Regions from separate parts of the Homo sapiens genome. Here region 1 is linked to region 2. The links are chromatin loops, found by intact Hi-C in ENCODE. Cell type or tissue: PC-3. All regions are shown on one strand. Links, peaks and the distances in the headings refer to the core of each region. The heading gives the core; the rest is flanking DNA. Region 1 overlaps ETFA (electron transfer flavoprotein subunit alpha). Region 2 has its middle 9.1 kb from the start of ISL2.

Evidence for each region. A loop is a pair of places that touch in the nucleus more often than their neighbours do. Peaks named below come from ENCODE experiments on the same cell type or tissue, not always from the same donor. Only the 100,000 strongest peaks of a DNase experiment are listed, where the experiment ranks them.
Region 1: a loop joins it to region 2, with 18 times the contacts of the local background. A loop is called at or near these places in 43 of 110 quality-filtered maps.

What each region holds. Positions count from the first base shown.
Region 1 is chr15:76,232,624-76,248,946 of GRCh38, reverse strand. The region is part of intron 9 of ETFA (electron transfer flavoprotein subunit alpha); the gene reads left to right. Among named protein-coding and RNA genes, the nearest start is that of ETFA, 71 kb to the left of the region's middle. RefSeq lists an enhancer at 13,944-14,633. In PC-3, for the core only: a CTCF peak has its summit at 13,531 (motif pointing left); a DNase peak (open chromatin) is centred at 13,576.
Region 2 is chr15:76,319,529-76,335,851 of GRCh38, reverse strand. No RefSeq gene overlaps it. Among named protein-coding and RNA genes, the nearest start is that of ISL2, 9.1 kb to the left of the region's middle. In PC-3, for the core only: a CTCF peak has its summit at 5,384 (motif pointing right); DNase peaks (open chromatin) are centred at 5,371 and 6,681; H3K27ac peaks cover 1,038 bases.

The DNA.
Region 1 (16,323 bases), core at 11,061-16,060, 95 kb after region 2:
CCATTTGCTCATTTTTCTATTAAGTTATCTTTTTCTTACTGATTCTTGGAATTTTTTTTTTTTATTTTTTGAGACAGGGTCTCACTGTGTTGCCCAGGCTGGAGTGGAGTGGTGCAATCTCGGCTCACTGCAGCCTCTACCTCCTGGGTTCAAACAATTCTCCCACCTCAGCCTCCTGAGTAGCTGGGACTACAGGTGCCCTCCACCATACCTGGCTAATTTTTGTATATTTTTTGTGGAGATGGGGTTTCACCATGTTGGCCAGGCTGATTCTTGGAAGTTCTTTATGTATTCTGGATACACATCTTTTGTTGGTTATGTGTGTTGCATACATTTTCTTTCATTTATGTCTGTCTTTTCCATTTTAAAAAATAATACCTTTTGATAGAGCATTAATTTTAATGTGGTTCAACTTATTTTTTTCCTTTTTGATATGTATTTTTTGTGTCTTATTTAAGAAATCATTCCTAAGTTAGGGTTGTAAAGATATTCACCTGTATTTTTTTCTAAAAGTTTTAAAAATTTTGTCCTTCACATTTTGGTTTATAATTATAATCTACTTGATTTGATTTTTATGTTTAATGTGAAGTGAGTATTCCATTTTCCCCCCATGTAGTTAATCAGGTACCTCAGCACCATTTATTACACATTCCCTCTCTCCTCCACTAATGCACAGCATCATCTTTTACATATCAAGTTTATATGTATGCAGGGGTCTATTTCTGGGCCATCTATTCTGTCCCATTGGCCAGTTGTTTATTACTGTACCCCTACTACACTTAAGCTTTATAATAAAGTTATCTGGTTGGGCAGTATCTCCCTTCTCAGTTCTCCAAAATGTTTTTAGCTGTTGGTTCCCTGCGTTACTTTACAGTTTTAGAATTCATTTGTTAAGCTTCACAGTTGAAATATTGATCGGAAATGTAGGTATAACTCATTATCCAGATGTAGACTATTACTAAAATTGTATAGATACTAAAGCTTCAGAGAACTCAGACCTATATTTTATTATCTTAATAGGGAGAATTAATAACTGGTTCACAGTCTATTCAAAACCTCAAATAATTTTCCCTCAATTACAAAATCTTAAAACACTTTTATAAGAATCCCAGTTCATGTAAAAATCTGCATTATGCATGTAAAACACCAGTTACTTAACACTTATTACACTCATTATTTGGTATGTTTTTGGACAGAATAGTGTGGAAACTGTACAGTATCAGTTATTTCTTCTACACTGCTCCAAACACGTACCATAATGTAAATAAGCAATGAGAAAATATGTTAAAGATACATGATGAATGCAAATAACTCTTAGTGAATAACCAAGACCACGTAAAAAAAAATGTACTGATTAAAGAGTTGCCTGAGTTAGATTTGGTGGTGAGAAGTGGGAGAAGGGGCTGTTATCATGGTTGCGGTTCAGTGGTGAGTCAAAATGTATGGAAAGATTCTAGCAAAGGAGCTTACTATTGGATCCTAAGAAGTGATGGACAGTTTTCTCCACTCCTGAGGTCCAGAAATAGATGGCTGTGAACCATTGTCTGCAGTCTTAGATGAAAAAAAATCTAAAAAAATGTATGTCTCCTTGTGTTCCTTTTGCTCGTGGTTATAGAATGTGAGCATAAGATATGGTCCTGTCAGGAAAATAGCTGAGATACAGCTGCTGAGTAGACTGGATGGTCTCTCTTAGATTCATAAGCACCTTAAATGTGCACTCCTACAAATCCTTGATAGTTGTTTTTTTAAATTTGAATAGTGACTCCTGGGTTTAAAAAGTACATATTGTAACAAATACTCAGATAGCGAAAATTCTTCAAGTGAGGAACATTGGATGTATAGATTAATTTGGAAAGAGTCAAAATCTTTGCAACATTTGATCTTCTATCTGTGACCATGATTTTATTTCTCCACTTGTTTAGGCAGTTTCATAATTTTTGTTATAAAAGTATGTAGATATATAGGAATGCAATTGATATTTATATACTGCTCTTACTAATTTATCTGTAGATTTTCTTGGATGTTGTACATACACAGACATATCTTCTGGGAATAATGAATAATGAAATTTTGCTTCATCTTTTTATTTAATTTTCTTTTCTTTTTTTTTTTTGAGACGGAGTCTTGGCTCCGTAGCCCAGGCTGGAGTGCAGTGGCATGATCTCGGCTCACTGCAAGCTCCACCTCCCGGGTTCATGCCATTCTCCTGCCTCAGCCTCCCGAGTAGCTGGGACTACAGGTGCCTGCCACCACGCCCGGCTAATTTTTTTTGTATTTTTAGTAGAGACAGGATTTCACCATGTTAGCCAGAATGGTCTCAATCTCCTGACCTCGTGATCTGCCTGCCTCAGCCTCCCAAAGTGCTGGGATTACAGGTGTGAGCCACCGTGCCCAACCAATTTTCTTTTCTTATTGTGTTAGCTGTGGCATTGTTGAACGGAAGTGGTGAGGATAAACATCCTTGTCCTTCATTTCAAGGAAATTACTCCATTGTTTCACCATAGGTATTATGTTGGCTGTCTGTTTTTAGTGGATACCCTTTATCAGATTTTAAAAAGTTCCCTACAATAGGCAGTGTCATAGAATAGTTAAGAATCCAGACTTTCTAGCCAGGTTGCCAGGATTCAGCCCTTGGTGTTGCCACTTGCTGGCTGTGTGACTTTGGACAAATCACTTAACCCCTCTGTAGCACAGTTTTCTCAACTATACAATGGTGATAATAATAATTCATACTTCATACTGTAGTATTAAAGATTAAATGATTTTAAAGATTAATATGTAAAACAGGCTTAAATGAGTTAATATTTATATAACACTTAAAAACTGTGCCTGGTATATAGTAAGTGCTGTGTATTAGCCATTTTTACAGTACTGTCATAAATCCTTGTTTTCTAAGAGATTTTGTTTTATTTTGTTTTGAAATTATGAACAGGTATTGAATTCTTATTTCTTTACCTGAGGTTTGACACACTTACTGGATTTTGTTAGCACATTAATATTTGTTGAACTTAATAGAGTCTCAGATTTACGCTACAACTAGCATTTAATTTCTATGGCCTTTTAAAGGTTGGCGTATTTGGTGGTAGTTTCCATTTAATACTTATTTCTAGATTGCCTTCTATTAGCTTTTTTGATGGTGCTGACCTTACCTTCCTAACCACCTGAACATATAAGCATATTGCAATTATTAAAGAATCTGTTTTCTAATGCCAGGGAAATGTGTTCTTACGCTTAGTGCAACTTCTTAGTGGGAGTAGATTATTTTGTGTATATTTTGGTATTTTACTAACAGACCAACTGTCCATTCATAATGGTGAGACTAAGTGAATAGAAGTCAGTTTAAAGTTACCAGGTGAATAAGCAGTTTTTGAAAAATGTATCAAGATAATAAATTTTGTTTCTGGGTTCTCTTTTGAAAATTCACTATTGTTGAAAAGTCTGTGTAGGAACAAACTTTATAGACTTACTTGTATACAGCTAGGACTGAATTTATGGGCTGCCTTTCTAACTTGCTAAAAAGCTGAAGATTGACAGCTGCTTTCATAGTGCTTTATCTAGCTTGGCTTTTAACTCCAAGAGAACTGTGTTCACAAATTGATGCTCTGTTCCTTTGGGGTTGGTATAGAAGCATTAAATTGTACTAAAATATTCATATGTGAGTGCATTTAGCTGAAAGCAATTGATGTTTTGTTCCCAAGAGGACAGAGAGAAATGCTGTATGGACCTGTACTCCAGAAAAAACCCTAAGCATGCTTCTTAAAGGTAATTACATGGCCTGGATTATCAAAGCCCATACAGTGAAGTTTAAAACGACAAAGAAGAAGTTGTAGAATTTATAAACTGTGGTTTGTATATATAAATTATTTGGTTGTACAATAGTTAAAAACTTAATTGCCAAAAAACTAGGAGTTTTAATTATATCTTTGGTTTGTCTTCTCAGCTAATTTTTACTAGACTGATTGCTCTAAACATTTATTCCAGAGGTCCAATATCAGTGAAGTTCTTTATCCATTATCATTTTATTATATAAAGTTAAAAATTGTAAGTTTCAGAGAGTGTTGAATTCCTTTTTACATATATATGGTAACTGTTTAAAAGCATGCCACCAATAATGATAAATTGACATGTCTTGTAGATAGTGAATCTAATTTAACAGCTGACATGAAAATCAATAAGAGTAGACAGCAGTCTTTGTCGTAGCTGTGTTGGTGTGGTAACTTGAAAGAAATAAAACTATTCTAAATTTCTATTCTTATTCTATGTAATTTTGTTTTTTTTTTTTCCTATAAAAACCAATGTATTTTCTCATATAGTTTCAGGTATGATAAATGGGCACATGAATGTCAAAGAACATGAGACACTTTACTAGAAAATGTTGATTCAATGGATAATTGGTCATTTAGCATATGTAATTCAGTACTGTGTTCACCTCAAGGCCAAAGATACAAGCACTGAGGTGTAGAGAAGAAGAGTTTAATAACATCGTTTAACTATATATTAATATTAACCAAACTTAGTCTGAAAGGAAATTTGGGAAATAGTATTTGAGACAGGAGGGTATACTCCACTTCCTTAAAGTGAGATTATTTTAGAGGATCTTAGGTTGTATAGTAAATTTATTTTTAACTGGCATTACTATTTTCCATATTACAAGCTCTACTCCAATTCTTACAATTTTAGAAGGTGCTTAAATGAGTTTTTCATAAGTCTTTGGTCTGAACTTCACAACTCAGATAGCTTTCTCTTAAATAAACATTTTGAGGGCTGGATGTGGTGGCTCACGCCTGTAATCCCAGAACTTTGGGAGGCTGAGGCGGGCAAATCACCCGAGGTTGGCAGTTCGAGACCAGCCTGACCAACATGGAGAAACTCCATTTCTCCTAAAAATACAAAATTAGCTGGGAGTGGTGGCACATGCTGTAATCCCAGCTACTTGGGAGGCTGAGGCACGAGAATTGCTTGAACCTGGGAGGCAGAGGTTGCGGTGAGCTGAGATCGCACCATCGCACTCCAGCCTGGGCAACAAGAGTGAAACTCTGTCTCAAAAAAACTAATAATAATAACAATAATAATAATAATTTTGAGAACGGTTTTGGATTTTAAGAAAAAAACTTTGTTTTTTTTTTGTTTGTTTGTTTTTGTTTTTTTGAGACAGAGTCTTGCTCTGTCGCTCAGGCCAGAGTGCAGCAGCATGATCTGGGCTCACTGCAACCTCTGCCTCCCAGGTTCAAGTGATTCCCCTGCCTTAGCCTACCTAGTAGCTGGGATTGCAGGTGTGTACCACCACGCCCGGCTAATTGTTGTATTTTTAGCAGAGGCGGGGTTTCGCCACGTTGGCCAGGCTGGTCTCAAACTCCTGACCTCGTTGTGATCCACCCGCCTCGGCCTCCCAAAGTGCTAGGATTACTGGCGTGAGCTACTGCGCCTGGCCTGAATTTAAAGTAAAATTTTGAAGACAGTACAGTGAATTTCTATAAATCCTATACCTGGTTTTCCTTATTATTTTTAATGTAAATAATTTTTAATAATTACCACAAGATTCTAGAATGAAGTTTTTTAAACATGGGAAATTCTGTGATGGTTTCTGTCAAGGTTTCTAGTGATTTTTTTTATTGTGGTAAAATATAAAATTTGCCGTTTTAACGATTTTTTTTCTTTTTCTTTTCTTTTTTTTTTGAGATGGAGTCTCACTCTACTGCCCAGGCCGGAGTGCAGTGGTGCCATCTCGGGTTCAAGCAATTCTCCTGCCTCAGCCTCCCAAGTAGCTGAGACTACAGGCATGTGCCACCAAGCCTAACTAATTTTTGAATTTTCATAGAAACAGTGTTTCACCATGTTGACAGTCTGGTCTTGAACTCCTGGCCTGAAGTGATCCACCCACCTTGTCCTCCCAAAGTGCTGGGATTATAAGTGTGAAGCACCACACCCAGTTGTTTTAACGATTTTTAAGTGTACAATTTAATGACTTCAACCACATTCACAACGTGCAGCCATCACTACTCTATTTCTGAAAGTTTTCATCACCCCAAATAGAAATCCTGTACCCATTAAGCAATAACTTATTACGTTCTACCTTGGCCCCTTGTAATTGCTAATCTATTTCTGTCTCTATGAATTTGCCTATTCTAGATATTTCATAAAGTTGAATCAAACAATATTTGTCCTTTTATGATGGCTTTTTTCATTTAGCACATTTTCACATTTCATCATATTGTATCATGTATCAGAACTTAATTCCTTTTTATGGTCCAGTCATCTGTAAACATTTTGCTTATCCATTCATCTGTCAATGGGTACTTAGGTTGTTTTATTTCACCTTTTAGCTATAGTGAATAATGCTGCTATGAACATTCACATGCAAGTATCTGTTTGAGTCCCTCTTGTCAGTTCTTTTGAATATATACTTAGGATTGGAATTGCTGAGACATATGGTAGTTCTATGTGTAACTTTTTGAGGAACCTTCAAATTGGTTTCCTCTGGTTGCTTTGTAGCTCTCATAAACTTCTTGACATAGAAGTTATGATTAAATGTCAAGAAAAGCTATGTGTAAGCAATGGCCAGCTCTTAGTGATTTGGGAAAGGAGGCAGTTTGGTGAATGGAAAGAATACTACTTGGAAGTCAGGAGACCTAGGTTTGGGTGGCAGCTCTGTTTCCCAGGGCCTTGATTTTTATCATTGATGAAATAAAGAGATCGCATAGATAATTTCAAAGGTTCCTTACAACTCCAAAATTCTACGTAGAAATGTATAATTTAGCATGTTTTGACTTGGATCAATTAAAGAACTTTGCTGATAAAAAATTTTGATAGTTGGCCAGGCGAAGTGGCTCACGCCTGTAATCCCAGCACTTTGGGAGGCCAAGGCGGGGGGATCCCGAGGTCAAGAGATCGAGACCATCCTCACCAACATGGTGAAACCTTGTCTCTACTAAAAATACAAAAATTAGCCGGGCGTGGTGGCGCACACCTGTAGTCCCAGCTACTCAGCAGGCTGAAGCATGAGACTCACTTGAACCCAGGAGGCGGAGGTTGCAGTGAGCCGAGATCGTGCCATTGCACTCCAGCCTGGCGACAGAGCGAGACTCCATCTCAAAAAAAAAAAATTTGATAGTCAAATAAACTTTTTTTTTTTTTTTTTTTTTTTTGAGATGGAGTCTCACTCTGTCGCCCAGGCTGGAGTGCAGTGGTGTGATCTTGGCTCACTGCCAGCTCTGCCTCCCGGGTTCATGCCATTCTCCTGCCTCAGCCTCCCGAGTAGCTGGGACTTACAGGGGCCCGCCCCCCATGCCTGGCTAATTTTTGTATTTTTTAGTAGAGACAGAGTTTCACCGTGTTGGCCAGGATGGTCTGGATCTCCTGACCTCGTGATCCGCCTGCCTCAGCCTCCCAAAGTGCTTGGATTACAAGTGTGAGCCACTGCGCCCAGCCAAATAAACTTTTTTTGAGACAGGGTCTCACTCTATTAGCTAAGCTGGAGTGGAGTGGTGCCATCACATCTCACTGCAGCTTCAACCTCCTGGGCTCAAGTGATCCTCCTGCTTCAGCCTCCCAAGTAGCTGGGATCACAGATGTGTCCCACCACACCCAGCTAATTTGTTTTTTATTTTTTGTAGAGATGGGGTCTTGCTGTGTTGCCTAGGCTGGTCTCAAACTCCTGGCCTCAAGCGATCCTCCCACCTCGACCTCCCAAAGTGCTAGGATTACAGGCATGAGCCACTGCACCCAGCCTTCAAATAAAGTTTTTATTTGACCTGCTAAAATGCAAAGCTTTGTAATAGACTTGATTACATGTTCAAGTATTTTGATATCATAGACACAAATATTTCAATGTAAATTAACTGTCTGAATAGTTTTAGGTAAGTATATAATAATATACTTGGCTTTTCATAATTTCAGGTACACTTAAAGTGTATTTTCCCACAATGGAAAATCTCTGAACTGGTATAGAAGCAAATTAGGTAAATGCAAAGCATTTAATTATAAAATTGTTAAATATAAAAATTATATTTAATTTATTATTATTAATATTTTTAGAGGTGGGGTCTTATTCTGTTGCTCAGGCTGGAGTATGGCAACATGAGACCATAGTTCACTGCAGCCTCAAATTTCTGGACTCAAGAAATCCTCCTGCCTCAGCTTCCCAAGTAGTTGGGATTATAGACGTGAGCCACTGAGCACAGCTGAAGTTATATTTGAATGTGAAACTATTCTCTTAAGAAAAAAAAAACTTGTTTCAGGTCCTATACATCTTGCATAATTGAAATCTACAATTAGAAAACATTGAAAGGCCAAGGGTTGAAATTTCACTTTTTTTCTGATTTACATTTAAATTTTTGAATTGTGTTTCACAATATAGTTAATGTCCTTGTTTTAAAAAAATTCTTTTAACTTTGTAGTTGAGCAACTGGGTTATTAAATTTACATTTTGAACAAAAAATGTGACGTACATAATGAAGTGTGTGCTAGTGATATACATCCCACCTGCTCTGGACATATTAGACTAGATGTGAAGAAGACATTTGCTTAGTTCCCTATATGTCCTGGGAGAAAAGGTAGGCTGATTAAAAGAATATGGAGGAGCTTATATCTAAGAATGAATTTGAATTTAAGATTTCAAAGAATCTTTGACTACATATTCTATCACTAAAAAGAACCAAGTCCATCTACTGAGCCATGGAATCTCCATTCATGTGAAAAATCTTCAGAGGCTAGATAAGGGCCCCTGCTTTTCTTCCAAATGCATTTTCTGGCTTTGCCTCTAGACATTTCCCTTTAGCAGTTATTTGGAACCAGATATTGACTTCACTGAAAGCCAGATCAAAATCTTTAGCTGGAAAGTATTAATTTTCAGTGCAGGTTACATAAATTAAAAGAAAGAAACATCATCAACAACAACAACAAAAATAATTTCGGAGCCTTGCCTCTTTTGTGAGTCAGTCTCCTTGAAGGGCTTCCAGCTGGTGCATGTGTGTGGTGGGTGTGCATTAGAGGCTTTCTAATTGACATGCAAGTGGTTGATAGAGCAATAAATCTAAACAGTGTAGCTTGTCATTATTCATGATAAGGAGACACAGAGCTAATGTACAAACTGATACTTTTAGCAACATGGAGTAAAAGCTAATGTTAGCTAAAATTGACAATACTTTTTTTTTTTTTTTTTAATATGTACAAACTTCAGTTGGCTCTTCACCAGGTCTCATCTTGTTTTAGGGATCTTTCTCTAAGATAAATATACTTTGTGGACTTTTAACAGACTGGTGACTTCAGCTAAAGCATATTACCAATACAGTAATAATATTGAGTCATATGTGGTATAGAAAAAGTGCTGAATTTAGAATCAACCTAGGTTAAGAAGCCTGCCTTTTGAGAGTAGAATGGTGGCTTCCAGGGGCTGGGAGGTGGGGGAAATGGGGAGATGTTGGTCAAAGGATACAAAATTTGTTATGCTGGATGAATAAATTCTGGGGATCTATTGTACAGAATGGTGACTATAGTTAATAAGAGTGGATTGTATACTTAAGATTTGCTAAGAGAGTAAATTTTAAGTGTTCTCACCACAAAAAGTAATTGTGATGTGATAGATATGTTAATTAGCCTGATTGTGGTAATTATTTCATAATGTTTACCTATATCAAAACATCACATTGTATACTTTAAATATATATAATTTTTATGTGTCAAATATACCTCAGTAAAGCTGGGGAGGGAGAACCTGCCTTTTACTAGGTGTGTATAATTTTGGACAACTCAGCAAGCCTGCCTGAGACTCTGCTTTCTCTTCTATAAAATAGGAATCATTTCTACCCTATAGAGTTGTTGTCATAGTTAAATGAGGTCGTGTGTATAAAGTACAGCATAGTTACTGGCGTAACATAGACAGTACATATAGCTGTGATGACTAGTGTGTTGTCTTGAATTCTAATAAAACAGGAGCTAATCTTAGTAAAGGGGTGTTGTCTCATGGATGGGATATAATTTCAGCTTCAAACCAAGAGTATGGGTAAAATCTTCCCTTCATGTGAAACTCAGTTTAGCCAGAATCCCACCTGAGAATTTCATAATACGGGCAGAGAGCTGTTTGAGAAAAGAGCCACAGATAGTTGTGCTTTGAGTTTTGGGGCCTCTTCCAAAAAGAGAAGAGACTTAAACAGGATTTGGCAAACAAAGGAAATAGTTTGGCCTTTTAAATGAGCAGCAGGATGAAATATAGCAATATTAATGCACAGGAGGCTCCAATAATTAGAAAATATAGTTTGGTTAATCTACTTCCCAAAGACACATTCATTATTTGCTATGATAAATTCATTTAACTCCTAACCTGGCATTTGTTATGTATATGTATATTATGTTTTATCTATAACAGTTGCTGTTTAAGGTTATGGCTGTGTAGTCTATTGAGAAAAGAAGGTTGAGAAAGCATTTGCCATTCTGTATAACTCTTGTCCTGATTGAGGCAGTCTTAGGGGTATTGTTTTTTTGAGCACATAACATTGGATCTCTGAATTCTAGATAGAACCACTTACATGATGTGTTTAAATTTTTATTTATTTAAAGAAATGTAAGTTTTCATGTTCCTTCCCTACCTCTATCTAGAAAGGAACACTTTTGGCAGAAAAGTTTAAAACTTGATTTTTTAAGAGAGGAAACAATATTGGCATGGTATTTCTGCTCTGAATGCTCCAGATTTAACCACCCTACTCATATTCGTATTTCATATAAACAAAAAGTAAACATTTAAATCTCTCCATTCTACTGTGTTTAAAGTAAAGCAGATCTGAAGTTGCTGCAGGCAGAATACTGTTCCAATTCCAGAAAAACATGAATTTATGATTTTATATCATAAACTCACATAATTTCAACTTCATATGTATTATATTTTTAATATGATCAACTTGATATGTCTTAGTACTTGCATCTGGGATATGTATCCTTGCACAAAGATTGTGTTAGAAATCTGTAAAGAAATCATCCCAACTTCCTAGGCAAGCACTGGCTAGGAAGCTGGGCAGAAATTCTAACTGTATGGTCAGTACTAAATGCAAAGAAGAAACTAACAGCTGTCAAAGAAAATTTTTCCCAGTACACTCCCCTGGAAGAATTGTATCAAGTTAGTAACAACTTTCTTGACTATAGATATATAGATAGTAATAGTTACCATTTTAAAGTGAAATTTTTGACAGTTGGCTGTCTCCTTTTCTGTTTAGAACTATAACATTAAAAATGCCTTCTAGTTTAGAGATTTGATGATCATTTTAGAAATAATAGCATTATAGAAATATTTTGAGTACTTTATGTGCATCTTATTTTCATCATCACAACAATCCTATTAGCTGCAGGTATTTGTCTCCATTTTACACATAACAGCAGTTGAGCCTTTGAGAGATTGAATAATTTGCTCAAGAATGCAGATTGGTAAGTGGGAGAGTCAGGATCTGAACCCAGCTCTTATTTATTTAACTGTAATGATTGAATAATGTAGTAGTTTCTTTTACCTCCTCATTTTCAACTTTCTTGAGTTGAGATCTGAGCTTACTAATTTTCCATCATCCTTGTTTTCTAATATGTGTTTGAGGTTATAAATCCTTCTAAGTATCGGCCAGGCATGGTGGCTCATGCCTGTAATCCCAGCACTTTGGGAGGCCGAGGTGGGTGGATCACCTGAGGTCAGGAATTCGAGACCAGCCTGGCCAACATGGCAAAACCCCATCTCTACTAAGAGTACAAAAATTAGCCGGGCGAGGTGGCACGTTCCTGTAATCCCAGCTACTCAGGAGGCTGAGGCACGAAAATCGCTTGAACCCAGGAGGCAGAGGTTGCAGCGAGCCAAGATCGTGCCACTGCACTCCAGCCTGGGCAGCAGAGTGAGACTCTGTCTCAAAATCAATCAGTCTTTCTAAATACCACTCTAGCTGCATCCCACATGTTCTGATATACCCTTCCTTTTTTGGTGTTTTGTTCCATGTATTTTTAAATTTCCATTTTAATTTTTTTGACTCACATATTTCAGATACTTTTAAAATCTTTTTTAGAACTGTGAGTTTTTGAGGAAATATTTTTCAGGTCCATCTAGAGTTTTAAGAACTAAATATAAGTTACTGGAGAACAAAATTTGATAGAGAGTTGCTTTTTCAGAGTATAAACTGATCATGTTAAACCAGTAGTTTTCATCTGCTTTTGGTTTTCCTATAATGGGCCACACCACCTGAAATTTGATAGATTTTTGTCATCTATTTGTGACTCTCTATATTGGCTACTCTTGTTTAATGTTGCTGCCTCTAATGCTAATCTTCAGCTCTGCCACACTGCTGACTTTCCTTTTTGGTTCACGTTCCCATTGAGCATAATAGAACCTGTAAATGGTCTTGTTCTGAGCCAACAGAAGCAACACAGACACATAAGACAATGCCATTCTGTCTTTAGATCTGTTGTCAGACCATAGTCCACGGTTCCCTAGTGGAGTTTACAAGAAGGCTCTTTAGTTTGTTCTATGATTATTTTGGATTTGTGCTGCCCAGTATGATAACCTCTAAGCCACATGTGATTATTGGGTACTTGAAATATAGTTAGTCTGACCTGAGATTACATTATTAAAAATTAATTTTACCTGTTTATTTTTACTTTAATGTGGCCACTAGAAAATTTAACATTAAATATGTGGCTTACAAGATATATAAGTATAGATGTATCGAATAACTCTGTTTGGGGCTTAACAGTGATGAGCGAAAATGCAATGTAGCAGAGGACAGTTTTCCCCTTAGCTTCTACATGAAATTCTGGAAAAGCAGAGCTCAGATAATACATCTTAGAATTCCAGGTTTGGGCACGTGTTTTGGGTAAAGCAGGAGTGATGTTAGTATATACTTACTTTCTGAAGAAAGCAGCCAAAAACCTAATCATCCACCAGAGAACACTAGCCATGTTGAATCCACAGGTTGGTTAGATTTCTGTAAAAGTCTGAAGATTTCATTCCAATCATCCCTCTAATTCTCAGACATGCAGTTTTATCATTAAGCCAGGACCATTAAAACCTGCTTTAAAAGCTTGTTTTGTCTAAAGGACTTAAGGGAGCAGGAACAGATGGGGATAGATGGCAAAAGTGGGCCCCTGTTTGTCAGAAGGTAAAGATATTGTCCCCTAATCTGTTTTCTGCTCCTAACGGCTTTTCCACTTCTCAGTGGCAGGTAGGAAAGTGAGGGGCTGATGAGAGACTGTAGCTCTATCACACCTCTTTTCCATTTTCCTTTATTGGATTACAGATTTTTGTGACCTTGCCGTAACCTGTAATTGTTAGACTGTGAGCTTCTTGAGGACAGGGCACAGAGAATTAGTCATCTTTATATTACCTGTAAGGTACAGTAAGAATATCAACAACAGTAAAATCAGTTACCCAGTGCTGCTCAACTCTTTCCTATTATGGTACACTTAGACAGTTAGAATATTTGTACCACAGGGGATTCTGGCCACCCAGTACTTCAAGTCCACACAACTCTTTTGTACAAATTATAAAGTACTGGTGTCTCAAGTTACTTTACTGCCATCTGTTGGAAAGTTATTGTAATAAAAATGCAGGGCTATAGTGACTGTTAAGAGTGGTGCCCTCCTTCAGAGTTATTCAGTGTGCAGCCTGCTCAGCTGTACATGGTAGTCCTGAGGCTACCTCAGGAGCCCACCTGGCCACCTAGTGGGCTGAGAAAATCAATATTTGAATAAACCTCAACCCGTGAGTGACACATCAATGTGTCTTGGGAAATCTGATACTATGCTAAGGACGAGCCTCAACAGTAACCCTATAAAGCAGGAGTTCTTATAATTCCAGTGTTTTGGATGAGCAGTCTGAGGCATAGAGAGGTTACATGAATGGCCCATGGTCATGCAGCTATCAGATGGCAGAGGTGGGATTTGAATGGAGGCAATGAGGCTACAGAGCCTAGGTTCTTAACCACAGTGATACGGTAAACCTGTTAAACCGCATCAGATGCAACAGTTTCTCAGTCCTGCTGCCCTTTCTATCTCAGCCCACTGTAACTAGTTTAGACCTCAGCCCCTGAGTTCTTTGAATGAGTCTATAGGTTTTGGCAAAGGAAGAGGTATTTGTGCTTTTTTCTGCCAGTACTTGTTTGTGTTAAGGTTAAGTGCTATCCCTTCTCTATATTTCAGAATAAGCTCTGGTCCTCTTCCCATCCTGTGGCTTTACTTCTCCGCACAGCCCCTATTCTTGGCATCACAGAGTGATCAACTCAGACTGCTATCAGCCACCTGGGGTTGATCCATTCTCTTCTAAATTCTCACTCTTCTAGATTCTAAAGCCACGAGGCCTATCTCTAGGACTCTCCCTCCTTCTTTCTGTTTCTGTTGGTTCCTTTAATCCCCACCGTCCCCCACCACGCCTTGTATAACCCTTAATTGCTGTACTCCCTGGCAACATCTCTCACTTTCTCTCCAAATGGTCTTACTATCTGATTTAGAAGGAAAGTGCCTCAGGGAAGGGATTGTCTTGTTATGTTGTGAAGCAGCATCTGAAGTGCCCCATAAATTAGCATCTGTAGAGAGTTTTGTGTATACTAATTATTATTATTATTGAAATACAAAAATGCTTTCTGAACCATGAGGAATTAGACTAAGATATTAGTCTAATTGCCTGTACATGTTTTTTAAAAAGGAGGGAAAAAGCCTCTCTTCCTGAGAGAGCTATCAGAGCCTCAGAGCAGCCGCCAAAATCCCTATACTTGTTCTGGGTTATTGTTTCAGTGCTTTTATGTTTATTCAGAGGACCATGTTTGCAAGACAGTAAAATAAAGTCCTGTTGGTCATGTGGATCCATTTGGACCATTTATTGTGATCAGAAAGGTAGAAATGGCCCTGGAGCAACTGCCTTCAGTTTGTTTTGGCCCAGAATCTCTTATTTCCTTAGTGACACTTATGGTTAAAGTCAATGGAATTCATTTTTGGGGACACAGGGGGTTTTAAGTAATTTCATTTATATTATGTTTATGTTTACTGCCAGAGTGAATCAACATTTTTATTAGCATTTTATAATGCACATGGAGCTTTTAAGACTTGAATTTGCTGTAGACATGTATGACAGAAAGACTCGTTTACAGGACTACTGGTCTTTTCCAATGCTTGCTTTGAGAATATACCTAAAAGAGTGGTGTCTAGCTAAATAGCTTGCTTTAAAAATCTTTATGTTAGAATTTGTTTGCCGGGTTTTTCTGAATATGAATGTTAGTATATTTTGATTAACAGTTTAACAAATGTCCCTTTATGAATGAAATGCTAGTCAGAATAAACTGAGGTGACCTTAAAATTACCTATTGAAGGCTGGGCGCCGTGGCTCATGCCAGTAATCCCAGCACTTTGGGAGGCCGAGGTGGGTGGATCACAAGGTCAGGAGTTCGAGACCAGCCTGGCCAACATAGTGAAACCCCATCTCTACTAAAAATACAAAAATTAGCTGGGTGGGGTGGCATACACCTGTAGTCCCAGCTGCTCGGGAGGCCGAGGCGGGAGAATCGCTTGAACCTGGGAGGTGGAGGTTGCAGTGAGCCAAGACTGTGCCATTGCACTCCAGCCTGGGTGACAGAGTGAGACTCCATCTCAAAAAAAAAAAAAAAAAAAAAAGCCTATTGAATTACTTCTAAATCTTAAATAGAAAGTAGTGGAAGAAGTTTACTACTTATGCAAGTGTCCATGTCTGAGAGACAGTATGATGTCAGGGCCTCCTTGCATTGTCCGACTATGTAGGGTCACAATTGACACACTGGATACATTGAAGGTAGAATCACAGAGCATGCAATTGCTTTTTATCCTCATCCATACTTTCTGCAGCATTCCTCCCCACCCTAAGACACAGTCTTATTACGCCAAATTGTTCTTGTCTTCAGGCTTTTGGTAACTATAGAACAAGTTGATTCAAAAAACAAGCTCATCTCATTTTTAGATGATTAACTCACTTTGGGGACTAGATTGTTTCCTTTTCCAGGTTACATGGTGCTGCTCTAGGAGCAGTTGGACACTTTATGCTTGTAAAGATCAGGGAGTACTGCAGGGGGCTAGACAGTTGTCAGATTCAGGCTGCCAAAGAGCTGAGGGATCACTTATTGTAGTGGTTCTCCAGCTCTGGCTATACATCAGAGTATCCTGGGGAGCTTTCTTTACAAGCACCAGTGCTGGAGGTGTACCTCTTCTGTTTACAATTGGAAAAAGTGAGCCCCTGAGAGGTGAATTGACTTGTATGTGGCCATATACAATTAGGTGCTATGAAAAATCATGACATTAGGAGGTAATAACATTATTTTCAGATCCTAGTTGAAATGCTCTCTT
Region 2 (16,323 bases), core at 3,195-8,194:
CAAATGGCATAGCTCCTTTTAGGAACACTGCTGGGGTCGATTGCGTGTCCAACTTCCAAAATAAAAGATTTTTCTAAACTCTTGTCCTTCATTAACAAACCCACTGCAATGCAAATAATCAGAAACGAACGTAAGGCGCTGGGTAATTTACAGTGGTATCTGCGAGGCGGCGGCTCGTTGGTCCTGAGAAAATCTGAGAGCTCTGAGCACAGTCCAGGCATTCTTTCAAAGAAATCGCTGTGGGTTTTGTTTGAAAGGGTTCAAAGACCGGCCCATGAATTATAAATAACATTTATCCAACCATGGTGTCTGTTCTTGTTTTCCCATTAAAAGGAGTACCAAGAACTTGGTGTGCGCCTGGGTGGGGCGCGAGGTGAAACGCCTGCGGATAAAGTGTCTCCACCGCCATTCCAGACCCTGCCCAGACCTTCGGGCTTGTGGGCCTGAGGGCGCGGTCGCTACTGCCGTTCTACTAAGAGCATGAGGTTGGTTGGCGTCGAAACGGATGCAGCCGAGGGCGCAGGCCGAGGCTTTGCAGAAGGCTAGGGCGAGGCCCCGAGTGCACGCTAACATTATTCGACCATGGTCCACGGTGAACGTTCCTCACCGGCCCCGCGCTGGGGCGAGCGCTTTAAGCCTCGTCCAGTAGCGTCCGGCTTTTGAGCTCCGCCTCCACCTTTAGGAGGTCTAGTCTTCTCACCGGTCCGGCTTTTTTTTTTTTTTTTTTTTTTTTTTTTTTGAGATAGACTCTTGCTGTGCCGCCCAGGCTGGAGTGTAATGGTGCGATCTCGGCTCACTGCAACCTCCGCCTCCCGGGTTCAAGCGATTCTCCTGCCTCAGCCTCCTGAGTAGCTGAGATTGCAGGCGAGCGCCACCACGCCCCGCTAATTTTTGTATTTTTAGTAGAAACCGGGTTTCACCATGTTTGTCAGGCTGGTCTCGAACTCCTGACCTCGTGATCCGCCCACCTCGGCTTCCCACAGTGCTGGGATTACAGGCGTGAGCCACCGCGCCGGGCCACCGGACCGGCTCTTGTTACAGTTTACCACCCGTTGGCCAATAGGCCATTTCTTGCGTCTTTAGTCAACAGTCCCCCAAAGAGCGCTCACCCTGAGTGTGTGCGGGCAGGTCAGGGGTTGGGGGATGCTGCGTTTGAATGAATGTGTTTATGTAAATGGGGGACAAGAGCGAGGGGGTGGGTATCTGTGCCTGAGGCTGTGCCAGGACACCTGTGTGACCTCAGGCATCTTATTTTAATTCTCCTTCCCTCAGTTTCCTCATCTGTAAAATGGGGGTATAATAATTGTAGCTATCTCTATTACATAATAATTAAATAAACTGTTCTCTGGAAAGGGCTTAGAGCAATACCTAGCACAGAGTAAGTGCTCCATATGTGTTAATTATGACAGTTATGACTGTGGCTGTATCTTTATGTTGGGAGCCTCTGCCCACCCTGCCTGCGTGTGTCTGGATGGGGAGGGGAGGTCTAAGTATGTCTCAGTATGTGTCATCTGATGATTTCTTTGTGATTTCGATGTGTGCTTGCTGTGTGTGTGTCTGCTGTGTAGATGGGGTTTGGAGATGTGTGGTCTGTGCATAGACTTTGTGTACAGGTTATATCTGTGAATGTGGGTGCACAGTCAGAACTGGGAGGGGACTCGGTGTGTGTGTCTGCATGTGGAGTGAGGAGGTGCGTCTGGCCCAATGGCCCTACCCTTAGGTGACCCTGGACTAGGCCTGGCTCCCAGCACCTACTAGCTCTTGCTCGCCAGGCCAGGAGCAAGCACATCTATAATTCAGGGGTTCAGACAGCTGGCCAGGAGGGGGCAGCCCCAGGCTGGAATCGTAGTCCCAGCTTTTAACCGTCTCCTGCCCAGAGAAACTCTTCCTTCCCGTCCAGAAAAACCTGTCCTTTGAAACTTCACTAGGGAGGTGGGGATTGGAGAGGGTCACCCCTCCTGGGATGCTAGGAAGCCAGGTCAAAACAAATATTTGTTCAGGGCCACCATGTGCAAAGTCCTTGTTGTTAGCCTATTAGGTCTTAAAAGTAATGCCATGTGGTGAGTAGTATTGGGCCCCTCCAATCCTCGAGGAAACTGAGGCTCAGAGAGGGGAAGTTACTGCCTCAGGTCACAGGTTAAATCATTGCTGGCATTGAACCCAGGTCTATCTGGCTCCATCTTGCTTGCTTTTTTCACTGTGCCATTGAAGAGCCACATGAGTGTAGCTCCATCATTCACCCATTTCACATCTCTGGAGCTGTAAAACCAGGGATCCATTTCAAAATCACTCCATGTGTGACTTCTGGTCACAGCCACCCCTGAGAGACCAGCACTGACATGGGAGAAGAAAACACCTGCACCTGCTGGGCACGGCCACAGGCACCATTGATGTGGCCCTACCCTGGTTCTCTGCCTCCTGGCTGCTCCCTTCTCAGGTATGGAGGGGCCACACACTCTCCACATCCCAGGCTGGCATGCAGGAGACCTGGGTGCCTCCTATCCTGGGTCTTAGATCACTTTCTCCTTATCAGGAATGGCAGCTTGAGCTCCATAGCTATGCTTTATCCCATAAAACTAGCCTGTACTGGGGAGAGTTCAGAAGCACAGAGAAGTCTCCCTGATTATTTTCTCCCCAAAACCTCCTCTACCACATCACTTACAAAGGCACAGCCCCATGCACAATGTCCAGCCAACACAGAGGAAGCTGTTGCTAGTGTGGGAGCATCAGTCCTACTGTGAATATCAGGAAGGAAACTGAGGCCTGGTGACCTGTTACCCAGCATGTGATGGAGATGGAGCCGGAAGCCAGGTCCCCTAACCCAGGCCAGACCTCTTCCTGCTGGACTCCCTCTGGATGATCTTCTGCTGTCCAGGGCTGAGACCTTGCTGCCCAGCTTAAGTCACTGGACCAGGCTTCTCCTCTTGCTCCAGGCTCCATCCCCCTCCATTCTCCTTCTGCCCCACTCCCAAAGGCTTTTACTCTTCTCCAAAGGTAGTTGGAGATGTTGAATACAGCAGGCCAGAGACAGCCTCAGCATCCACATCTTCACCCACCACAGGCATCTGAGAACTTGCTTTTGAGATAGGGATGGAGCACCATGTTTCAAAGAAGAAACTAAGGCCTGGGGGCAGGAAGAAACTTGGCAAGTCAAGGTCAGGCTTCAGGCTTCCTGACATCCAAGACCCATGCTCTCTCCCCAGCTTTGCCTGCCTCCCCAACCCCAGATTCCCTTTGAGCAAACAGGTACCCACAGGCACTGCTGGGCCCCTCTCACTCCTTCCTGAGTCCCCTTCTCTCTTCCCTAAGTTACTGAGCACGTGCTGTAGCTGGGGCTCTGGGCTAAGCAGCCGTATGAGGTCTCATTAAAGTGCCCACCAATCTCCTGAGCAGGAATGGCCACATAATTTGCAGATCCCATTGCAAAATAAAAATGCACGACCCTTTGTTTAAAAAATTATTAAGAATTTCAGGCCGGGCGCGATGGCTCACACCTGTAATCCCAGCACTTTGGGAGGCCGAGGTGGGCAGATCACAAGGTCAGGAGATCGAGACCATCCTGGCTAACATGGTGAAACCCTGTCTCTACTAAAAATACAAAAAAATTAGCCGGGCGTGGTGGTGGGCGCCTGTAGTCCCAGCTACTCGGGAGGCTGAGGCAGGAGAATGGCGTGAATCTGGGAGGCGGAGCTTGCAGTGAGCCGAGATTGCGCCACTGAACTCGAGCCTGGGCGACACAGCGAGACTCAGTCTCAAAAAAAAAAAAAAAAAAAGGGAGGGGGGAGGGATAGCATTAGGAGATATACCTAATGTTAAATGACGAGTTAATGGGTGCAGCACACCAACATGGCACATGTATACATATGTAACTAACCTGCACGTTGTGCACATGTACCCTAAAACTTAAAGTATAATTTAAAAAAAGTTTGAGTATTTATGTATGTGTATGTGCATGTACATGCACAGAAAAAAATCTTGAAATATAATCATCAAAATTTTCAAAAAAAAAATTTCAATGGCCAGGGGCAGTGGCTCACACCCATTATCCCAGCACTTTGGGAGGCCGAGGCAGGTGGATCAATTGAGGTCAGGAGTTTGAGACCAGCCTGGCCAACATGGCAAAACCCTGTCTGTACTAAAAATACAAAATTTAGCCAGGTGTGGTGGCGCATGCCTGTAGTCCCAGCTACTCGGGAAGCTAAGGCATGAATCACTTGAACCCGGGAGGCAGAGGTTGCAGTGACCCAAGATCGTGCCACTGAACTCCAGCCTCGGTGACAGAGAGAGACTCTGTCTCAAAAAAAAAATAAAAATAAAAATTCAAGACAGCAATGGCAGAGCATCAAATCAAGTGTGTCTTACCCCTCCATGCACAGGGTTTCTGTGAAGTTGGCCCTGCCTCTGAGACAGGTCCTAATACCATCTTTCAGCCACTGAGAAATAAATAAACTAATATCCTTCACAAGTTAACACAACTAGTAAAGAGATGGGACTGCGACTGAGACTCAATCCCACACCCCACAGCTGTCCGTGAGACTCAGACCCACACCCCACAGCTGTCCATGAGACTGGTTATGAACCTGTGGTACTTGAGTGTGTCCAGATGGGAATAGTTTTGTTTGTTACCTGGGTTATCATGGACATATGCCAAGATGATTCTGTATTAAAACCAACCAACCCATAATCTATAGTACTCTTGTCCTGAGGGGATCAATGGGGAGTAGCCAGTGGGGAGGAGATAAAAAGACCACATGGGGTCATTACACGAGGAGGAGAAAAATTAACCCTTTAAAAATATATATATGGAGCTGGATGCAGTGACTCCCTCCTGCAATCCCAGCACTTTGGGAGGCCAAGGTGGGTGGATTGCCTAAGCTCAGGAATTCAAGACCAGCCAGGGCAACATGGTGAAACCCCATCTCTACTAAAATATAAACAATTAGCCAGGCGTGGTGGTGCACACCTGTAATCCTAGCTACTCAGGAGGCTCAGGCAGGAGAATCACTTAAACCCAGGCGGTGGAGGTTGCAGTGAGCCAAGATAGCATCATTTCACTACAGCCTGGGTGACAGAGAGAGACTCCGTCTCAAAATATATAAATATAAATATATATATAAATATATAAATATATATAAATATATATATAAATATATATAAATATAAATATATAAATATAAATAAATATAAATATAAATATATATATATATATATGAAGGCTGTCATTTCTTTCCAAATCACATTCTGAGGGTAGCCCAGGGATACCCTCCCAGGCCCAGATCTTAGGAAGGGATGAGGCCATGGGAAGGAGCTGTGCCCAGTGGCTTTGGGGGAAAGCTGCATTTTCCTCATCTTTCCAGAAGGGGGAACCCAGGCTGGCTAGCATGGCCTGGGAGTGGTTCTGAGCAGTTTGGCCAAAGGCACTGGCATATTCCCAGCCATGGCGCTTACCTTCTAGTGTTCTGCTTTCTTCTAGAAGTACTTCTCCTCTTGCCGAGATCCAGGTCCTGAGCAAAATGACAAAGAAAGGGAAGGAAGGAGGGACCGACGGAGCTCTAAAGGGAATGGATTCCCTGAAGCAGGACTGGGCGCCTTTTTTGCAGAGAGGCCAGCCTCTTGCCAAATGGGACAGGTTTGCAGCAGAGGCCCTGGATGGACGAGTGCCCTTCACTGAGACAGGCAGTAGTAGAGATGGGAAAGATGAGGCAGGGAGGTGCAGGTCGGCACTGTGAAGAGGCTGCAGTAGAGCCATGAATGACCTGGAGCTACCATAGGACACAAAGCGGGGGTGGTGCACAGAGCAGGGTGAGGAGCCTGTGGTGTCTCTTCCAAGCCTTGGAGGATAAGCTGGATTCTTCCAGACACAAAAGGAGCAGGAAGGTCTCCTAGGAAGAGGGAACGGTCTGGCAGACAGAAGGAGGCAGTGTGTGAATCAAGTGCTTTTGGGGGAAAACGTGGGCAGCTAGGAGAGGCTGGAGCCAGAGGTGACTATGGGCAGTGGCACAAGCAGAGTCATGGAGACCGGGAGAACCCATAGCCACCCCAGGCAGGCCCACATGGCCGGACGGTCAGGGAGGAAGCAGCAGGCACGAAAGACAGAAAGGGATATTTGGGTGAGCATGGGAAGCCCAAGTGCCACGCTGAGGAGCTTGGAGGTGATTCTCTTGGAAAAGGGGAAACCTCCCATTGCCTGGCTGAAGAGATTTAAGTGGGGAAATGGATGAACACAGCTATGCCGGGGAAAGAGGAACACTTAGATGTGACAAGCAAGACAAGCAACAACAAGGACATGTGTCAGGAGGGCCGGGAGGAGATGGGACCGAGGAGGATGGTGCGCATGTTGACTTGACGAGTGGCTCCCCTCTCTTCCCCAGAAATGGGCGGGACAGGGGCAAGGCTGGTTTGGGGGAAGGGTGTGAATGGGCGATAAATTAATCTCAACCATTGACATGGGGTGAAGGAAGAATTTCTATTTGTAATCCTGAGGATGGTGGAAAAGAATACCCCTTACTTGTGACTTACAGATATTGTTAAATATATTGAAAAATACATCTGGGTTGACATCCAGTTAGCAAGATTCCAGGGAACAATGCTGCTTTGTGAATTGTACCATCCCAGAGTGGGAGTGACTTCAGGTTTTTCGCTGTGCTCCAATGCTCCAGCACCTGCGAGTCAGTAACCATGAGCGTGGCGTCAGAACTGTCATGACTCATGTGCTCCTTGCATGTCTCTTTAGTAGTACTTCCAGATTCAAATTTTCCCAGCAGGAAAACTGAATATTGTAATAAGCTCCTCTGTCCTGCACAGATGTGTGTGGATTTAGGTTTTGCAGACTTTGTGGGCTGGTTACATCCCCTTTATCAGTCAGAGATGCTTGTCTTTATGATATTAAAACAAATGAAAAACGCCTTATCATATGTTCTCAAACATGAGATTATCTCTTCATAAAGTTATTGTCCTTTTAAAGGCTTTTAAGGATGCCATTTATTCTCTCCAACATGTACTCTTAAGAAGCTAAATGTGTGTTTTTTTTCTTATAACAAGGACCAATCATTCTTGTTCTAGTTTGTCTATTCATCACCTTGCAACAACTCTAACAAAAGTCCATCAAGAAACCATTTCTCAAAAGAATCTCCAGCAGATCCTCTTTCACTGGGAAACATCTCCTGGAGGTTAGAGTTACCGGTAAATTCCAAAAATAGATAATAAATGAGATAATAGAATCTGGGTTGTCACCTCTTGTCCAGTGGGATTATCCGATGTCTAATCATGGACAGATTGTGATTTATGTGATTGTAGATGGGGCATTAATCCGATTCAGGAGGGAATCCAGTCAGATTTTCATCTGCTCCGAATGTGTAATTGGTTTGGAGGCAGGAGAAAAGCAGCTTGTACCAGATTTTGCCGCATCACTGTGATGAGGTCTATTTTGATCAGCTTGAGTTATGGACAATATAAATTATTTATAGCAGCTTTAGACATGCCTTATACTTGTAAAGACCTTCAGAACAAAGTAATAATGCTCCTCTTGCTGTTGGAGGAATGAATCTTATTCAGCTGAATGCCGGTGCCCACAGCTTATAAAAATCAAGAGGGAGAAAAGATTAATGGCCTGTCGGTCCACCACCAAATACTGACCAAACATTACAAGAGTCAAGAGGTTGAGCGAGGCCCAGGAGAGGAGGCCAACTGCTGTATGAAGAATGGTCCTGGCCCTCAAGGGGTTTCACTCTGGTTGGGAAGATAAGACCCAGATTCAGGAAAGCACAGGCAACCACAGAAGGCAGTAGGTGGGGAGGAGAATTCCGCATGAACTAGACAAGCTTCCTGAAGGATATGGAGTTGGAGTTGGGTCTTAAAAGGTGAGAAGTCTTCAAATGTGGCCTGTGTAGGAGGAGGGAGAGTGCTGGGAGCAAAGGCAGGAATGCAGGCATGCTGTGGACACAGGGAGGACCCTGGGTTGGAGTGGAGGGTAAGGGAAGGTGCTGTCATTTACTAAGCAACCGCTATGTGCTGGGTGCTGGCTGGGACTGCATTTACCTCATTCAGTCTTCTCATTATCAGCAGAATGTTTTTGGCTAAAAGATAGCGCTGCTAAAAGTGGCATTAGGCTGGAGTAGTGACTCACACTTGTAATCCCAGAACTTTGGGAGGCCAAGGCAGGTGGATCACTTAAGGCCAGGAGTGTGAGACCAGCCTGGCCAACATGCAAAACCCTACCTTTACTTAAAAAAAAAAAAAATTAGCAGGGCATGGTGGTACATGCCTGTGGTCCCAACCACTTGGGAGGCAGAGTCAGGAGAATCGCTTGAACCTGGGAGATGGAGGTTGCAGTGAGCTGAGATGGCGCCACTGCACTCCAGCCTGGATGACAGAGACTCTGACTCCAAAAAAAAAAAAAGAAAAAAAATAGTGGCATTAACCAGGAATGAGTTGGCTCAAACAACAAGCACAGAGGTAGGGCAGCCCCAGAGATGAATGACTCAGTGACCCAGTGTTATCAACGGGTCCTTTTTGTTTTTCTGCTCTACTGTCCACAGATGCAGTCTCATTTTAAGGATGGTTCTTGTGGTCACGAAACGGCTGCCAAAATACCCAGGACCATATGCTCCCTTGGAGAAGCTGGCTTCTTTTCAGAATCCCCCAGGAAACCTCTTTTCTGTTCCATTAGCCCAAATTGGCTTAGATGTGCCATTTCTGAACCATCACTGGCAAAGAATTTGGGATTCTCTTATTGGTTTAGACCAGTCAGCACAGGTACATGCACTCCACCAGTAGGTGCTAATAAATGTTCAAGAACTGGTTCTCTGCGGCCGGGTGCAGTGGCTCATGCCTCTAATCCCAGCACTTTGGGAGGCTGAGACGGGTGGATCATTTGAGTTCAGGAGTTTGAGACCAGCCTGGCCAACATGGTGAAACCCTGTCTCTACTAAAAATACAAAAATTAGCTGGGCATTGTGGTGCACGCCTTTAATCCCAGCTACTCGGGAGGCTGAAACAGGAGAATTGCTTGAACCCTGGAGGCGGAGGTTGCAGTGAGCAGAGATCATGCCACTGCACTTGGCCTGGGTGACAGACCAAGATGCCATCTCGAAAAAAAAGAAAAAGAAAAAAAAAATGCAATGGCTGGTCAGGCAGGGTGGCTTACACCTGTAATCCCAGCACTTTGCAAGGCCAAGGTGGGGGTGGATCACTTGAGTCCGGGGGTTCAAGACCAGCCTGGGCAACATGGCAAAACCCCATCTCTTAAAAAAATACAAAAATTAGCCACCACAAAAAATAGCCTGGCATGGTGGCGCACACCTGCAGTCCCACCTACTTGGGAAGCTGAGGCAGGAGGATAGCTTGAGCCCGGGAGGCAGAAGTACAGTGAGCTGAGATCACACCACTGCACTCCAGCCTAGGTGACAGAGACTCTGTCTCAAAAACAACAACAACAAAAATGCAATGGCAGTTTATTATTTATGACAAAGGGGTTGATACCCTTACAAGCCTAAATGTGTTAGGAACTCAAATATCAATAGGAAAATGATGAATGCTAATACTAATGGAAAAATGGGCAAGAAGAAAAAATATGATCAACACATAAAAACCTGTAGTTTTGTTAGTTATATTATCTATGCTGCATAATAACAATTACCACAAACTCAGTAGCTTGAAATAACACCCATTCATTATCTCACAGTTCTATAAATCAGAAGGCTGGGTGGCTTCACCAATTTCTCTGCTCAGGGTGTCACAGGGCAGAAATCAACGTGTTAGCTGGGCTGCATCCTCAGATGGAGGCTTGGCTAGGGAAGGATCTGCTTCCAAGCTCTTTCAGACTGGTGGCAGAATTCATTTCCTTGCAGCTTCATTTCATGACAGCTTGCTTCTTTAAGGCCACAGTGAGTTTCTGCTGCTTTGAGTTTCCAATGTCAAGGAGTCCTTTGAAAGGACTCACCTGATTAGGTAAGGCCCACCTAGAATAATATGGTTTTTTGTTAACTCCAAGTCAATTCATTAGCAACTTTTATTACATCTAAAAAATCTTTTCACTTTTGGAATATTCTATTCTTGTTTCTAAACAAGTCATAGGCATTCAAGGGGGGGGTATTATCCAAAGATGTGACTCACTGGGGGTCACTTCGGGGTGTGTTCACCACATAATAATCAAAGGAAAGCAAATTAAAGCATCGTGAACTGCCATTTTTGGTCTGTCACACTGACAAGGATTTTTTTTAAATCCCAAACCTGAAAATTCCCAGTGTTGGTAGAGTGTGGGAAAGTTGCCCCTTTCATAGCCTGTTACAAGGAGTGTCAAATGATACAACATTCTGAAAAGCAGTTTGGAAAAATTTGCCAAAGCCTTAAAACCCTAATCTCTTTGATTCAGCAAACCTTCTGCTAGAAATTATCCTATGAAAGTACTTATGGATAATATACACAAACATTTAACCACGGTATTCTACACTGAAGCTTTCTTTCTTTCTTTTTTTTTTTTTTTTTTGAGACAGGGTCTCACTTGATCACCCAGGCTGGAGCGCAGTGATGTGATATTGGCTCACTGCAACCTCCACCTCCCAGGTTCAAGGAATTCCCATGCCCCAGTCTCCGGAGGAGCTGGGACTGCAGGTGCATGCCATTACGCCTGGCTAAATTTTGTATTTTTACAAAATACAAAAGATGGGTTTTGTCATGTTGGCCAGGCTGGTCTTGAACTCTTGGCCTCAAGTGATCCACCTGCCTTGGCCTCCCAAGTGGTGGGATTACAGGTGTGAGCCACCTCGCCCAGCCTGAAATCTCTTTTCTAAGCACTGAGAACATAGCCACGAACAAGAGACATAAATTCCTGCGCTGCCTCATGGAAGAGGAAGGTCTGGGACAATCTGTGAGACCAGGGATGGTATCAATCTCAACCTCCTATCTCTCCAAGGAGCAGAGGAGAGCAAGTTCGGCCCTGAGCTACTGAACCATAAAGTCTTCAGGTGCCCTGGAAAAGCCAGCCAAGGGCATTAGAGGGAAGGACAGACATCCAGTGAAACTTCACTTAGTGTCTCTTGGGCACCTGCAGGTGCCTCAGCATCAGAGAAAGTTCTGGTGTCCATTTCTGTCCCTGGGTATATTGGAAAGATATGCATGTTTTATTAAGCTCAGAATAATAATTCAATATTTGTATATAAATCCGAAGCTTCACTTCAGCATTATGAAGGCTAGTGAGATGCAAGGCTAATGTGATAATGTAGGAAGATTCCTTTGCCATTAATCCCATGAATCATACATGTCTCCTCTAAGAGCCTGAAATATGAATATTTTAGTACAAGCGAAATATCAATAAAGTCAAGTCTCACTAATTGGGACAAACCAGAAGTCAGACTACATTAGAAAATATTTTAAACTCAAGGTCACCGTTTTTATAGTACATACATGTCTATATGTAGATTATATTAAACACCTATAAAATTAACGAAGTATATGAGTCACTGTCAAATAGCTGCTTTCACACAGAGATAAAGAGCCTGGGAATTTAAAAGCTGATTTGTCAGTACGCCTACAGATGCAGCTAATGTCTGAAAGAACAGTTTTGGAAAATAAATAAAACCACCCATGCACAACTGTGGATACCTTCAATTTGCTAGTATATCTTTTTCTCACAGACGATTATAATGGCTGTCTTCATTCCAGTTGGGATCCTTAATGTAAGTTTCAGCTTCTAAACTACAAACTGTAGAGTTCACCAACTTGTAATTGTCACATTTTGCAGGGCAGAGGAATCCCCTACTTTCCCAAGTGTGAATTACTTGGATTATGTCAGTACCTTAAATTAGCAAGGACTCTTTTTGTTCTTCAACTTTTATTTTAGATTTGGGGTAGGTACATTGCAGTTTTGTTACATGGGTATATTGCTTGATGCTGAGGTTTGGGGTACAACTGATCCAATCACCCAGGTGGTGAACACAGTACCCAACAGTTGTTCAACCCTTCCTTCCCGCCCTCCATGCCCCACAGTAGTCCATGATGTCTATTGTTGCCATCTTTATGAAGGACTCCTTTTTAAATTAAATTTTATTTTTTTGAGACACAGTCTCGCTCTGTTGCCCAGGCTGGATGGAGTGCAGTGGTGCGATCACAGCTCACTGCAGCCTCAGCCTCTCAGGCTCAAGCGGTCCTCCCACCTCTTAAGCTCCCAAGTAGCTGAAACCACAGGTGCACATCACTACACCCGGAGGATTTTTGTATTTTCTGCAGAGACAGGGTTTTGCCCTGTTGCCCAAGCTGGTCTCAAGCTCCTGGATTCAAGTGATCCGCCCCTCTCAGCCTCCTGAGTAGCTGGGACCACAGGTGCTCGCCTCACTGTGTTGCCCAGGCTGGTAACTACTGAGTGAGGTTATGAAAGACTGCAGCTTTGGCCAGGCGCAGTGGCTCACGCCTGTAATCCCAGCACTTTGGGAGGCCGAGGCGGGTGGATCACGAGGTCAGGAGATTGAGACCATCCTGGCTAACACGGTGAAACCCCGTCTCTACTAAAAATAGAAAAATTAGCCGGGCATTGTGGTGGGCACCTGTGGTCACAGCTGCTCGGGAGGCAAAGAGCCAAGATTGCGCCACTGCACTCTAGCCTGGGCAACAGAGCAAGACTCTGTCTCAAAAAAAGAAAGAGAGAGAGAGAGAGAGAGAGAAAGAAAGAAAGAAAGACAGACTGCAGCTTTATCCCGGTCTCCTCACTCCTCACCCCCTTTCTATCTTTCTCTCTGAAAGAAGCCGTATGGAGAGATCCATGTGGTACAGAATTAAAGCCTCCTGCCACAGCCACATGTGTGAGCTTGGAATGAGACCTCCTGTCTCACTCGAGTCCTCAGAGACCAGAGCCCTGGCTGATGTTTTCAATGCAACCTCATGAGAGACCGCAAGCCAGAACCACCCAGCTAAACTACTCCGTGAATCCTGACCCTCACAAACTGTGTATGATAATAAATGTTTCAAGCTGCTAAACTTGAGGGGTAATTTGTTACACAGCAATAGATAACTACTAAAACATACAATCCCACACATTTCTCACCTAAACCCTGTGAGAGGCCAGGCACAGTGGCTCTCGCCTGTAATCCCAACATTTTGGGAGGCCAAGGCGGGCAGATTGCTTGAGGCCAGGAGTTCGAGACCAGCCTGGCCAATGTGGCGAAACCCTGTCTCTACCAAAAATACAAAAATTAACTGGGCGTGGTGGTGCACACCTGTACTCCTAGCTACTTGGGAGGCTGAGGCATGAGAATTGCTTGAACCCAGGATACAGAGGTTGCAGTGACCCAAGATCATGCCACTGCACTCCAGCCTGGGTGACAGAGCAAGACTAGGTCTAAAAAAAATAAACAACAAAAAAACTCTATAAAGAAGGTATTAGCCTCACTCTTTTTTTTCTCTTTTTTGTTTTTTCTTTTTTTTTGTTTGTTGTTTTTTTGTTTTTTTGTTTTTGAGACAGGGTCTGGCTCTGCCACCCAGGCTGGAGTGCAGTGGTACGATCATGGCTCAGTGTAGCCTCGGCTTCCCGGGCTCAAGTGATTCTCCCACCTCAGCCTCCTGAGTAGCTGGGACTACAGGTGCACGCCACCAAACCCAGCTAATTTTGTATTTTTTGTAGAGATGGGGTTTCTCCATGTTGCCTAGGCTAGTCTCGAACTCCGGAGCTCAGTCAATCCACCCACCTCTACTTCCCACAGTGCTGCTATTATAGACGTGAGCCACCACACCCAGCCTAGCCTCACTTCCCAATGAAGACACAGAAGATCAGTGAGATTAAGGAACCGTTATAAAACTTCTCGGCTTAACACAGAAAAAACTGGATACAAACCCAGGTCAGGCACCTGCTATCTCTGAAAAAACAAAATAATCACACTTCTCTTGCTCAAATAATCTTACCATTAAAGTCTGTCACTCTGTTATCATTTGGGAGTTCAACATCTGGTAATAATAAGAGTAGTAATTATTAAAAATATACCATGGGAAGCTGTTGTGCAACCCATAAATGTTCAAGGTTTCACGGTCATGATTTTCAAATAGAGAAATGACAACATGCGGGAAGGGAAGAGATAACTTGAAAGGAGAATCGGAAAGGGGCACAGTCAAAATCATCTGCGGTTATTTTTAGCACAAAGAAAGAACTCCTGTTGGCAGACATTGCTAAAAAGGTAGGTCCATTTTCATCGGTGGTATTTAGAAAGGCACAATGTCATTGCAAAATAATTGCTTATTAAGAACACAAATGGGCCTTGAAAATATGAAGCAGGTTTTAGAAATACAGACCCATTTCTACATGGCCCATACAGAAATAGCAGAAGGGACCACCCAGAAGCAGCGCCCTGGGGTCCGATCTCCATCAGCTTCCAAACGGTTAGTAGCAACAGCGGGTCTGCTGTGCACACGCAGCTTCCAAACACATCCCTGCACTTCCCCGCCTATTCAGAAGTTCTGGAGCCACTATAGAAAGCAGTGTAATTCGAGCCATGCTGATGGATAACAGAATTGCAGGGTGTTGAGCACGTTAAATTAGGTGTACAGCAGCAGTTTTCACTCACGGAATCCTGAAATGCTTGTGGGTCAAGGCTGGTGTGTGAGACACGTTACAAGGCCTTTGTAATTATTAACAGTTAAGGCACTGCCTTTTCAAATGATTTATCTTTTGTTTTTAAAGACAATGTAAAAGAGAGGACTTATCATAACATCCCTCACCCTCACAGGATGTGCGTATCTTGTGTACCCGTTTTATTGCGATAAAATAAATAAATAACATACATCCTATGCAATGTACCCATTTAAAGTGTATAATTCAATGACTTTTAGCATATTTACAGAGTTGCGTCACCATCACCACAATCAATTTTGGGACGTTTTCATCATGTCCAAAAGAAAGCCCATGCCCATTAGCAGTCACTCCCCATCCCTCAGTCCATCCTCCCAGCCCAAAGCACCACTCATCTACTTTCTGTGTCTATAGATTTGCCTATTCCAGATATTTCCCAAAAATGGAATTAATACAATATGTTGTCTTTTGTGACTGGATTCTTTCACTTATATTGTTTTCAGGGTTCATCTATGTGGTAGCATGCATCAGTAGTTCATTCCTTCTTATTACTGAATTAAAATATTCTGTTTTATGAATATAACACATTTTGCTTATCTATTCATCAGTTGCTAGACATTTGGGTTATTTTAACTTTTTGGCTATTGTGGATAATGTTGCTATGGATATTTGGGGTTTTCATTGTTGTTGTTGTTGTTGTTTTTGAGACGGAGTCTCACTCTGTCGCTCAGGCTGGAGTGCAGTGGCATGATCTCGGATCACTGCAACCTCTGCCTCCCGAGTTCAAGCGATTCTCCTGCCTCAGCCTCCTGAGTAGCTTGGATTACAGGCACGCACCACCACAACTGGTTAATTTTTGTATTTTTAGTAGAGATAGGGTTCTGCTATGTTGTCCAGGCTGGTCTCGAACTTACGGGTTCAAGTGATCCGCCCACCTTGACCTCCCAAAGTGCTGGGATTACATGCGTGAGCCACCACGCCCAGCCTGCTATGGACATTTGTGTGCAAGTTTTAATGGGACATATATCTTCAGTTCTCTTAGATGTATACCTAGGAGTGGAATTGCTGAGTCATATGGTAACTCTATGTTTAACATTTTGAAGAACTGCCAGACTGTTTACCAAACCAGCCACACCATTTATGTGGGTTCTGCAGTAATGTATGAGGGTACCAATTTCTCTACATCCTCGACAATACTTTGCTGGGAGATGGGGTGATAGGGGTGTGATGGCTAAAGAGGCAGAGGTTTCTTTCTGAGGTGATGAAAACATTCTCAAACATTGTGATGATGGTCATACAACTCTGTGAATATACCAAAAATCATTGATTTATATAAATTAAATGGGTAGCTTCTATGGCTTGTGAATTATATCTCAGTAAAGATTATTTAAAACAATCAAACAAAAGCAGCAAATGCCAGAGGGGTGAGGAACGGGGAGAGAGAAGTGCAGGCCAATCTGAGGTTTCATAAGTGCATCTGCTCATCCGGTCATCCACTCATTCATTTGTTCATTCATGAAGTATGCATTGAGTACCTGCAGGTACCAGACATTGTTCTAGGTGCCAGGGATACAACAGTGAATAGAACAAAGTCCTTGCTCTGAAAAATTAAACATAGTAAGGGAATGGAAGAAATATGGAAGGTGGTCAGGAAAAGCCCATCCCAGGGGGTATAGTAGTATTGAAGCTAAGACCTGAATGAAGAGCAGCAGCAAACCATGTAGAAGATCTGGAGCAAAAGCTTTCTAAACAGAAAGAACAGCAAGTGCAAA